Regions from separate parts of the Homo sapiens genome. Here regions 1 and 3 are each linked to region 2. A link is a contact called in ENCODE Hi-C or POLR2A ChIA-PET data. All regions are on one chromosome and are shown on one strand. The core of a region is the stretch at or near the end of the contact, and the rest is flanking DNA. Distances in the headings are between cores, read along the strand shown. Region 1 holds the start of ZNF701 (zinc finger protein 701). Region 2 holds the start of ZNF578 (zinc finger protein 578). Region 3 holds the start of ZNF880 (zinc finger protein 880).

The links. A loop is a pair of places that touch in the nucleus more often than their neighbours do. ChIA-PET counts read pairs that join two places held with the same protein, here RNA polymerase II (POLR2A). Pooled maps may share reads with other maps.
Region 1: a loop to region 2 is called in a map of naive thymus-derived CD4-positive, alpha-beta T cell, with 12 times the contacts of the local background. The contact joins the promoter of ZNF701 here to the promoter of ZNF578 in region 2. A Hi-C loop is called at or near these places in 1 of 168 maps with a recorded cell type or tissue (naive thymus-derived CD4-positive, alpha-beta T cell) and 6 of 50 pooled maps. POLR2A ChIA-PET finds 5 or more read pairs at or near these places in 1 of 52 experiments (naive thymus-derived CD8-positive, alpha-beta T cell).
Region 3: a pooled map shows a loop between it and region 2 (6-fold over the local background). The contact joins the promoter of ZNF880 here to the promoter of ZNF578 in region 2. A Hi-C loop is called at or near these places in 6 of 50 pooled maps. POLR2A ChIA-PET finds 5 or more read pairs at or near these places in 2 of 52 experiments (SK-N-SH and WTC11).

Annotation. Positions count from the first base shown.
Region 1 is chr19:52,568,916-52,571,789 of GRCh38, forward strand. ZNF701 (zinc finger protein 701) reads left to right here and starts at 1,372. Exons shown (of 4, transcript NM_018260.3): 1 at 1,372-1,415. RefSeq lists enhancers at 1-581, 1,391-1,640, 1,801-2,409.
Region 2 is chr19:52,452,227-52,455,120 of GRCh38, forward strand. ZNF578 (zinc finger protein 578) reads left to right here and starts at 1,327. Exons shown (of 6, transcript NM_001099694.2): 1 at 1,327-1,381. It also overlaps a transcript of ZNF534 not described here and the pseudogene LOC441862. RefSeq lists an enhancer at 769-1,968.
Region 3 is chr19:52,368,595-52,371,294 of GRCh38, forward strand. ZNF880 (zinc finger protein 880) reads left to right here and starts at 1,329. Exons shown (of 4, transcript NM_001145434.2): 1 at 1,329-1,383. The coding sequence starts at 1,372. RefSeq lists enhancers at 1,011-1,310, 1,321-1,430, 1,631-1,770.

The sequences.
Region 1 (2,874 bases), core at 122-2,621, 120 kb after region 2:
GATGGTCACCTCCATTACCAAGTAGAGCCAGGATGAATTATGTGTGACCAAGGGTGTTGTCAAGTCCTCTTCCCTGAGGACTGATCAGTGTTTATCTTGAAAACATGTATTTGGGTTGTATAGAACAGTGAAGTTTCTTTCTCTCTTTTCAACCTCTCAACTGTCCTCTATTTCCCATCACATGCTGGTCTAAGGCCTATTTATTAATAAAATAGTTTTTATTTCTTTCTCTGTTATCGTCGTGAAGATGATTTCTCATTTAGGGGAAGATTTTTTTAGTTTTCAATTGTATTTTCTCAACATTTAAGAGCGAAGTGAAGAGTATTTCTTGGGCCAGGCACAGTGGTTCACGCCTGTAATCCCAGCATTTCAGGAGGCCGAGGCAGGCGGATCACTTGAAGTCAGGAGTTCGAGACCAGCCTGGCCAACATGGTGAAACCCCGTCTCTACCCAAAATACAAAAATTAGCCGGGCATGGTGGCCTGTGCCTGTAATGCCAGCTATTCCGGAGGCTGAGGCAGGAGAATCGCTTCAACCCAGGAGGCAGAGGCTGCAGTGAGCCGAGATGTCACCACTGCACTCCAGCCTGAGCGACAGAGAAATACTCCGTCTTAAAAAAAAAAAGAAAAGAAAAAAAAGAAAGTAATAGATCTCTTCCACAAATGTGCTGGGACAATTAACTGGATATCCACATGGAAAAGAATAATGTTGTATCCCTATCTCACACAATCAAAATTTTATTTTAAAAATTAAAAGAGACGATGAGGGGAGCCCTGCGGGAGGGTGTGTTACTTTGTCGCCCAGGCTGGCCTGGACCCCCAGGCTCAGTGATCCTCCCGCCTCTGGCCCTCAGGCTCCCGCCCACCTGGCCGCATTCCTGCTATGTTTAAGCAGTAGGTGGTGACTTCACTCCTCCCTGGCCTGAACACTCCGTCGCGCATCCCAGGCGGAGGCCCTAGGGAAGTCTCTGAAGCTGAGCACAGGGTGGACTCTCCCTCCTGAGTGAATGGAGAATAGAAAGGGAGAGGATTTCTGTTCTGTTCTGTGGGCCGTCAGCATGAAATTGTACGTTCCGCCCAGGCAGGGCTTTGCATTTTACATTCTTGTTTGCATCCCCGTTCCAGACAATTCCAGGGCTTTCGAATCGTGCTTCAGCCTTCCTGACCGCTCTCGCCTCCAAAGCCCGAAAAATAGAGTCGCTGGGAGCGAGGCTGAGAGACGCACAGGTCCCGCCCCGGCCCCGCCCTCTGCCGGTTCTAAAGGGCAAGGTCTCTCCGCCTGGGGCCCCGCCTCTACCTCGATCAGGCCCCGCCCACCTTCTCGTTGGCTCCACCCAGGCCTGGCTTTAGTCCTGTGCGCACACATCCGCGCAGACCAGGAAGCGGATCCCGTGGAGTGAAGGTCGCACCGCGGCGGTGAGTTTTGCTCTGTGTTGTATTAAGTCTGCACTCCCCATATCCCCGGCACTTCCGTACCTGGGACGTGGGGTCACCACAGACCTGTAAATTCTCGCCCATCTTCCTTCAACCAGAGCAAATGCAGACGTTCCCCTGGGAATCCGGAAGTCGCTTCCTTTTGTGTTTAAAGTCGCCCTGAGGCTGTTCCCGTCTCCAGTCTTTCTGCTACAGGGCGCTGTATACACTTCCTATCGCGTAGTTTCTGTGCTCAAAACCGTTTTTTAACTCCTCCCTCCCCGCGCTTTTCAAAGTCCTCACCCGAGATGTGTATTTCCGCCTGGGCGCCTCCCAGTCTCAACCTTTAGGCGCCTGAAGCGCAAACGTCGCGATCCCAGTCTCAGGGAGGCCGAGTTCTCTGCCTGGTGCTGGGATCTTGTGGACCCCACCGAAGGCGTCGTCGCACCCCACCTCCCGCCTCATGCTGGGCCTTGCTGCACCCCAAGTCTCCCCTTAGCAGTCACCACTTTCCTTGAGCCAGCGTTGGGGAGGTGCCAGGGGCCAGTCCTGTGACACGGTGTGTTCTTGCCTGCCTAGCTCCAACCCCTGAAAAATGAGCCTCTCTGGGATGCAGGCGTCTTACTTCAAACCCTCCTGTGATTGTGTGGGCTAAAGAGATCAGGAGACAGAGAGTAGTAGAAAACCTGAGACAGAGAAAAGAAGAATGAGAAAGACCCATAACAGATGGCAAAGTAGAGGATGGGTGAGGGATTTGCCAAGAGACAGCAAAAGTGAAAAAAAAAAGATAAGAAAGCAGGAGGAGAAAAGCAACTGGAGAAATGTAGAGAAAAGCTAGATGTACAGAGAGATGAAGGACAGACAGCAAGGTAGAGAGGGGCAGCAAAGAGGGAGGCTCATCAGAGTGAGAGAGAGAGAGAGAGAGAGGAGGAATTTGGAGCCAGGGCAGACAGAGCAGAGTGGTGCTGGTGGCAAGGAGAACAGAGGGAGAACCACAGCAGGGAGGACGCCTGGGGATCTGGGGTGCTAGAGAGTGGGGACGGGGGGTAAAACAGAGAAGAGAGAATTTAACAGGGAGAGCGGCAGAGATGCAGAGATGGGATAAGAGGCGGAAATATATGGAGATTGAGGACGATCGAAGAATTGGGGAGAAGGAGCAACAAGAGATTAAATAAGACGTGAGGATGGAGCCCAGGTAATTTTTGTATTTTTAGTAGAGACGGGGTTTCACCATGTTGGCCAGGCTGGTCTCGAACTCCTGACCTCAGGTGATCCACCCGCCTCGACCTCCCAAAGTGTTGGAATTACAGGCGTGAGCCACCGCACCTGGCCACCCAAGCATTCTTGATTGAAAAAGTTTGCTTATGTCTTAGTTCTACAGCTGACCCTCTTTCCCTGCTTTTTGTTTGTTTGTTTGCTTGTTTGTTTTGAGATGCACTTTCGCTCTTGTTGCCCAGGCTGG
Region 2 (2,894 bases), core at 77-2,576:
ACAGATTAAAAAAAAAATCCTGTATTATTTAACTCAAGAAATGATACCCCTTCAGCAACTTAAAAAAAAAAGTTTGTTTTTGTTTTGTGCGTGTGTGTGTTTTCTTTTTTTTGTTTTGTTTTTTTGGAGACGGAATTTCACTCTTGTTGCCCAGGCTGGATGGCAATGGCCCGATCTCTGCTCACCGCACCTTCCAACTCCTGGGTTCAAGCAATTCTCCTGCCTCAGCCTCCCGAGTAACTGGGATTACAGGCATGCGCCACCACGCCCGGCTAATTTTGTATTTTTAGAAGACACAGGATTTCTCCATGTTGGTCAGGCTGGTCTCCAACTCCCAACCTCAGGTGATCCGCCCGCCTCGGCCTCGCAAAGTGCTGGGATTACAGGCGTGAGCCAACGTGCCTGGCCCTGTGTGTTTTATAAGAGAGACTGGGACTCACTCTGTTGCCCAGGCTAGTCTTGAACATTTAGCCTCAAGTGATCCTCCCATCTCAGCCTCCCAAAGTGCTAGGATTAGAAACATGAGCCAACACACCCAGCCAAAAATCGTCTTTTCTATTTACATTCAGAGTGCGTGTAAATTTGAAATTCACTCTACGTATCGAAATTATTGACATTATGATGTCAATAAAGTTTATCGCAGAGACGTTTGAGGTTAATTCATCTGAAGTTTGGAATAGAGTAACAGGTATAAGGGAGAGCTATTTATATCTATTGTTTAAAAGTTTAAGAGTCATTTATATCTATCATCTAAAAGTTTTAGCTTTCCTTTTTAAAAGCAACATTTGGTGACCTAACTTATCCCTGGCGTTAACCCTCCATGCCCAAGGCGTTGTCCCTGGGAAATTGTCAGGAGCTGAGCACAGGGTTGATCCTCACCCTCCAGAGTGTAGGGGGAATAGAAAAGGAGAGGATTTCTACTCTGTTCTGTGGGACGACAGCATCAAATTGCATGTTCCGCCCAGGCAGGGCTTTGCATTTCATATTCTAGTTCGCTTCCTCTCCCAGACAATTCCAGGGCTTTTAAATTAAAATACTAAAATTAACTTTAATTGCAGGAACTATCTTAGGTCCAATCACTGTCCCCTACTTTGACCCTCTCATAGAGATCCCAGGTCCCAGACTGCTTGGCTGCTGGTCACCGATAGGGTCTTTCCTCAAAAACCTGGAGAACAGACGCGCCCAGAGACAGGCCGAAGGCAGCGCAGACCCCGCCCCTCACCGCCCCACCCTCTCTTCTCTCGGGTCTCGCCCATCCCTGGCCTCAGCTGCGCGCGGTTTCCTGGAAACCCGGAAGTGAATCATGGGGCGTGAACTCGCAAGCGCAGTTTCCTGAAGACCCGGAAGCCGATCGCGTGGGGAGCCGGTCTTGGAGCAGCGGGTGAGTTTCCCTTTGTCTAGATTAGATCCGCTTCCAGCGCTTCTGTACCTGGTGTTGGCGGAGGGGTTCTTACGGATCTTAAAATCCTCCCGCCGTTCCCTCCATCCTAGGTATATTAATACGTCGCCAAGAAATTCGGAGGTTAAAATCGCTTGGAGGCTGCTGGTCCTTTCCCTGAGCTCTCTGCCTTCGGGCCACGTAGACGCTTTTCGTCCCGTTTACCTGCTTAAAACCCTTTACTGACCACTCCTTCGGTCCCGCGTCATGTAAAAGCCCTCACCCATGAGGTGTATTCACGCCCAGTGGGTCCTCCAAGCCTCGCCCTTCTGGCCTCTTGGAGCTCGGTCCCGCAGTCTCGATGCATCAGCGCCGTGTCCTCTGCCCGGCCCTGGGATTTTGGAAACCCCACCCCTCTCCTAATCCACCCCCAACCTTGTCCTCCTTGGGCTGGGCCCTTGTGTTCCCCAGGTTTCCCCTTCACAACCCACATTCCTTACCCCGCATTGAGGGAGGTGACGGGGCCTGGCTTTTGACACTCAGTGTTTTTCCGTTCCAAATTGCACCCGCTGGAAAATGTGCTCTTCCAGAGGAAAAACGATTGATTTATTCTTTCCTCCTCTGAAACTCAACACGGTAGTAAACACTGAACCCAGAATACTTCACTTGTGGTCACCGAATGTGTGGGGATTTCTCCCCACTAACAAGCAGTTCTCTATCAGACATCAACTCGGTGTCCCATAATTTACCTCACTTCTGACAGCTGTACCTGGTGTAAGCATCGGATCCCACAGATTAAAGGCTCAGTCCACAAGACTTCTCCACTTCAGATGTCGGTTACAAGTCCCAGATTGGAACCTGAACTTCTAAGCTACTGGATATAAATTGAGGATTCCCATGACCCAGTCTTCAGTATTTATTAATTTGCCAGAGTAGCTCACAGAACTCAGAAACGTTTTAGTTGGGTTTACTCATTTGTTTTAAAGGATATTACAAAGGTTGCAGATAGACAGATGGAATAGCAGTTCTAGAAAATTAGTTGAATGCAGGAGAGGATTTGGGAACCGTGGTGTTTATCTGGTCAGTCAGAAGTAGAGGTGAAAACTACTACTTGTGTACAGCTTCTAAGGTGAAGGGTAGTCTTGTGGGACTGAGCTTTTCACCCATGGGATCTGACACTATCTCCTTGTAGATAGTGTAAGAATTGAGTTAAATTTTAGGATTCCCAGGTGGAAGTCTGCAAGGAACTGGTCAGTGTAGGGAAACCACACATTTTCTTGACCAGAAGTAAAGTATCCTGTGTTGAGCACGAGAGCAATGAAAACAGTTTGGTTTTTTCCTGTCTCAGTGAAGGGAAGATATTTGTAACAGGCTCACTTACCTGTCTCAAGCCCCGTGCTTTCTACTCAGTATTGACTGGGAAGGATCTGTCCCTGCTCTTTGTTTTAATTTTCTTGATGTCATCTTCATCTCTTACCGTTTTTCTCTGCTGATGTGTCCTGACTCACTGTTTTCT
Region 3 (2,700 bases), core at 79-2,578, 84 kb before region 2:
ATGATTGCTAAAGGGTAGGGCTGGGGCGGGGATACCCACTACCCATACTGGAAACTTAGTTACAATTCACACCTAGCATGTATATTTTTATATTTTTTGTATGTATATATATTTTTACATTTTTTTCCTACATTGCCTCCAAATTCTATGTTTAATACATTTCTTCCCTGTTTTGCTCTGGTGAAAACTTTAGGGGACAAATAAATGAGTGCTGTTTGGAGACAAAATTTTGTGACATGGGACTGGGCATTGTGGCGTGTGCCTGTAGTCCCAGCTACTTGGGAGGCTGAGATGGGAGGATCACTTGATGCCAGGAGGTCGAGGCTGCAGTCAGTGAGCTGTCTGCACTTCAGCCTGAAAGACAGAGGGAGACCATCTCAAAAAAAAAAAAAAAAAAAAAAAAAAAGTTGTGACCTGAGTATGTCCATAAGACAATGGCAGGTATACACTAGGATTAATATAAATATGAAAAAAAAAAAAAAACTTGGCCGGGTGCGGTGGCTCACGCCTGTAATCCCAACATTTTGGGAGGCCAAGGCAGGCGGATCACGAGGTCAGGAGTTCAAGACCAGCCTGGCCAACATGGAGAAACCCTGTCTCTATTAAAAGTACAAAAAAGTAGCCCGGTGTGGTGGTGGGCGCCTGTAATCCCAGCTACTCGGGAGACTGAGGCAGGAGAATCGCTTGAACCCAGGCGGCGGAGGTTGCAGTGAGCCGAGATCGCGCCACTTCACTCCAGCCTGGGCAAAAGAACGAAACTCTGTCTCCAAAAAAAAAAAAAAAAAAAAAAGGAAATTGCACATTCCGCCCTGGCAGGGTTTTGCATTTCATATTTTAATTTGCATCCCCTTCATAAACAATTCAAGGACTTTAAAATTCCGGAAACTAGTGTTTATTATTCATTTATATTTATTTATTTTAATTATTTATTTCCAATTTGTTATTTATGATTATGTATTTATTAGGCGCAAGGTTTCTCTCTCATGCCCAGGCGGGAGTGCAGCGCACGACCTCGGCTCACTGCAGCCTCCACCTCATGGGCTCAAGCGATCCTCCCACCTCAGCATCCGGGTAGCTAGGACCACATGCGAGCGCCCCTACAGCCGATTTAAAATTAATTTTAATAGCAGGAATTTTCCTGGATCTAATCATCAACAAACTTTCCCTCTGCCGGGACACAATCTATTTCCAGATAGCTGAGTTCTTCCAGTCTCCACGGCAGGTCTAGCCTCCAAAACGAGACGAGCTGGGAGCGAGGCGGAGGGAAGCGCAGGCTCCGCCCAATCCCACCCGGGCCTGGCCTCGCCTCGCCTCTCAGCTGCGCGCGCAGTTTCCTGGAGACCCGGAAGCAGATTACGTGGAGTGACGGTCATGCTGCGGCGTGTGAGTTTCCCTTTGTTTAGATTAAATCTGGGATGCTGAGTCCCCTCGCGCTTCTGTACCCGGCATCTCAGGGGTCACACAGACCTTGAAATCCCCGCATCGCTCCCTCCACCCCGACTAAACTCAGACGTTCTAATGAGAGTCTGGCGGTCGCTTCCCTGAGTGTTAAAATCGCTCGGAGGCTGGTCCTGTCCCCGGTCTTTCACCACAGGGCCATGTAGACAGCTCCTGTCGCGGAGTTTGCCTGCTTCAAATCCTTCAGTGACCCCTAGACACGGCCCGCGCTGCGTAAAGTTCTCACCCGCGAGATGGATCCACGTCTTTCCGGTCCCCCAAGCCTCGCCCTCTTTTCACAGGCCTGCCCCCTTTTCTGTGCCTTAAATGAGAGGAAATCGATCTGATGTTTACTGCTGATTGTGATGTTTCAGCCTCCATTGGGCTTTTGCTAACACCTAAATAAATATTTAGTGGACAAAATTAGGTTAGTGCAAAAGTAATGGCAAACCGCGATCACTTTTGCACCAACCTAATATTTATGGGCCGGGGCTGGAATTCCATCTTCTCCGGAGGCCCAGGCTGGAGAATTCCTTGAGCACAGGAGTTTGAGACCACTCTGGACAACATAGTGAGACCCCCATCTCAATTTTTGAAACATATGTTTCAGTACGGGTATTTAATAGAGATTGGAATTCTCGTTTCTATGTTTTTACATGGTCTGACTTTTTGAAATAGTTTGAAATAATGTTTATAAACTGAATTGAGCACAGTTTATACATTTTTATTGTTGCAAACATGCTGAAATGCACATTTGCAAAAACAACGACAGCCAGGCACAGTGGTGCACGCTTGTCATTCGAGTTACTCGGAGAGGGTGTCATTTGAGGCCAGGAATTCAAGGCTGTAGTGTGCCATGAATAAGCCACTGCACTGCAACCTGGACACATTAAAAAACGAACAAAGACAAATATCTAAAAAAGAGGTTATTGACAGACAACTCTTTCAGTTGTCACATATATGTTTACTAGAGTATATGTGTGTGAATGTATATATGTATATGAATAAGTGTGTACATGTGATGTGTGTGGATGAGTGCACAGATGAGCAAGTCTATTGTTTTTATCAAAGGCGCATCATCAGTTTATATACGTCTTATATCTTTTAACAGTTGAAATTACATCTTATATATTTTCATGACCTTAAAATTGTTCTACACTGTTATGATAGTGAGTCTATGGCTGTAAGGATAGTAACCTGTTATGGGGATACATGTGCGACAGTTTCTTGATTTTAATCCCGGAACTTATTTTAACTATACTC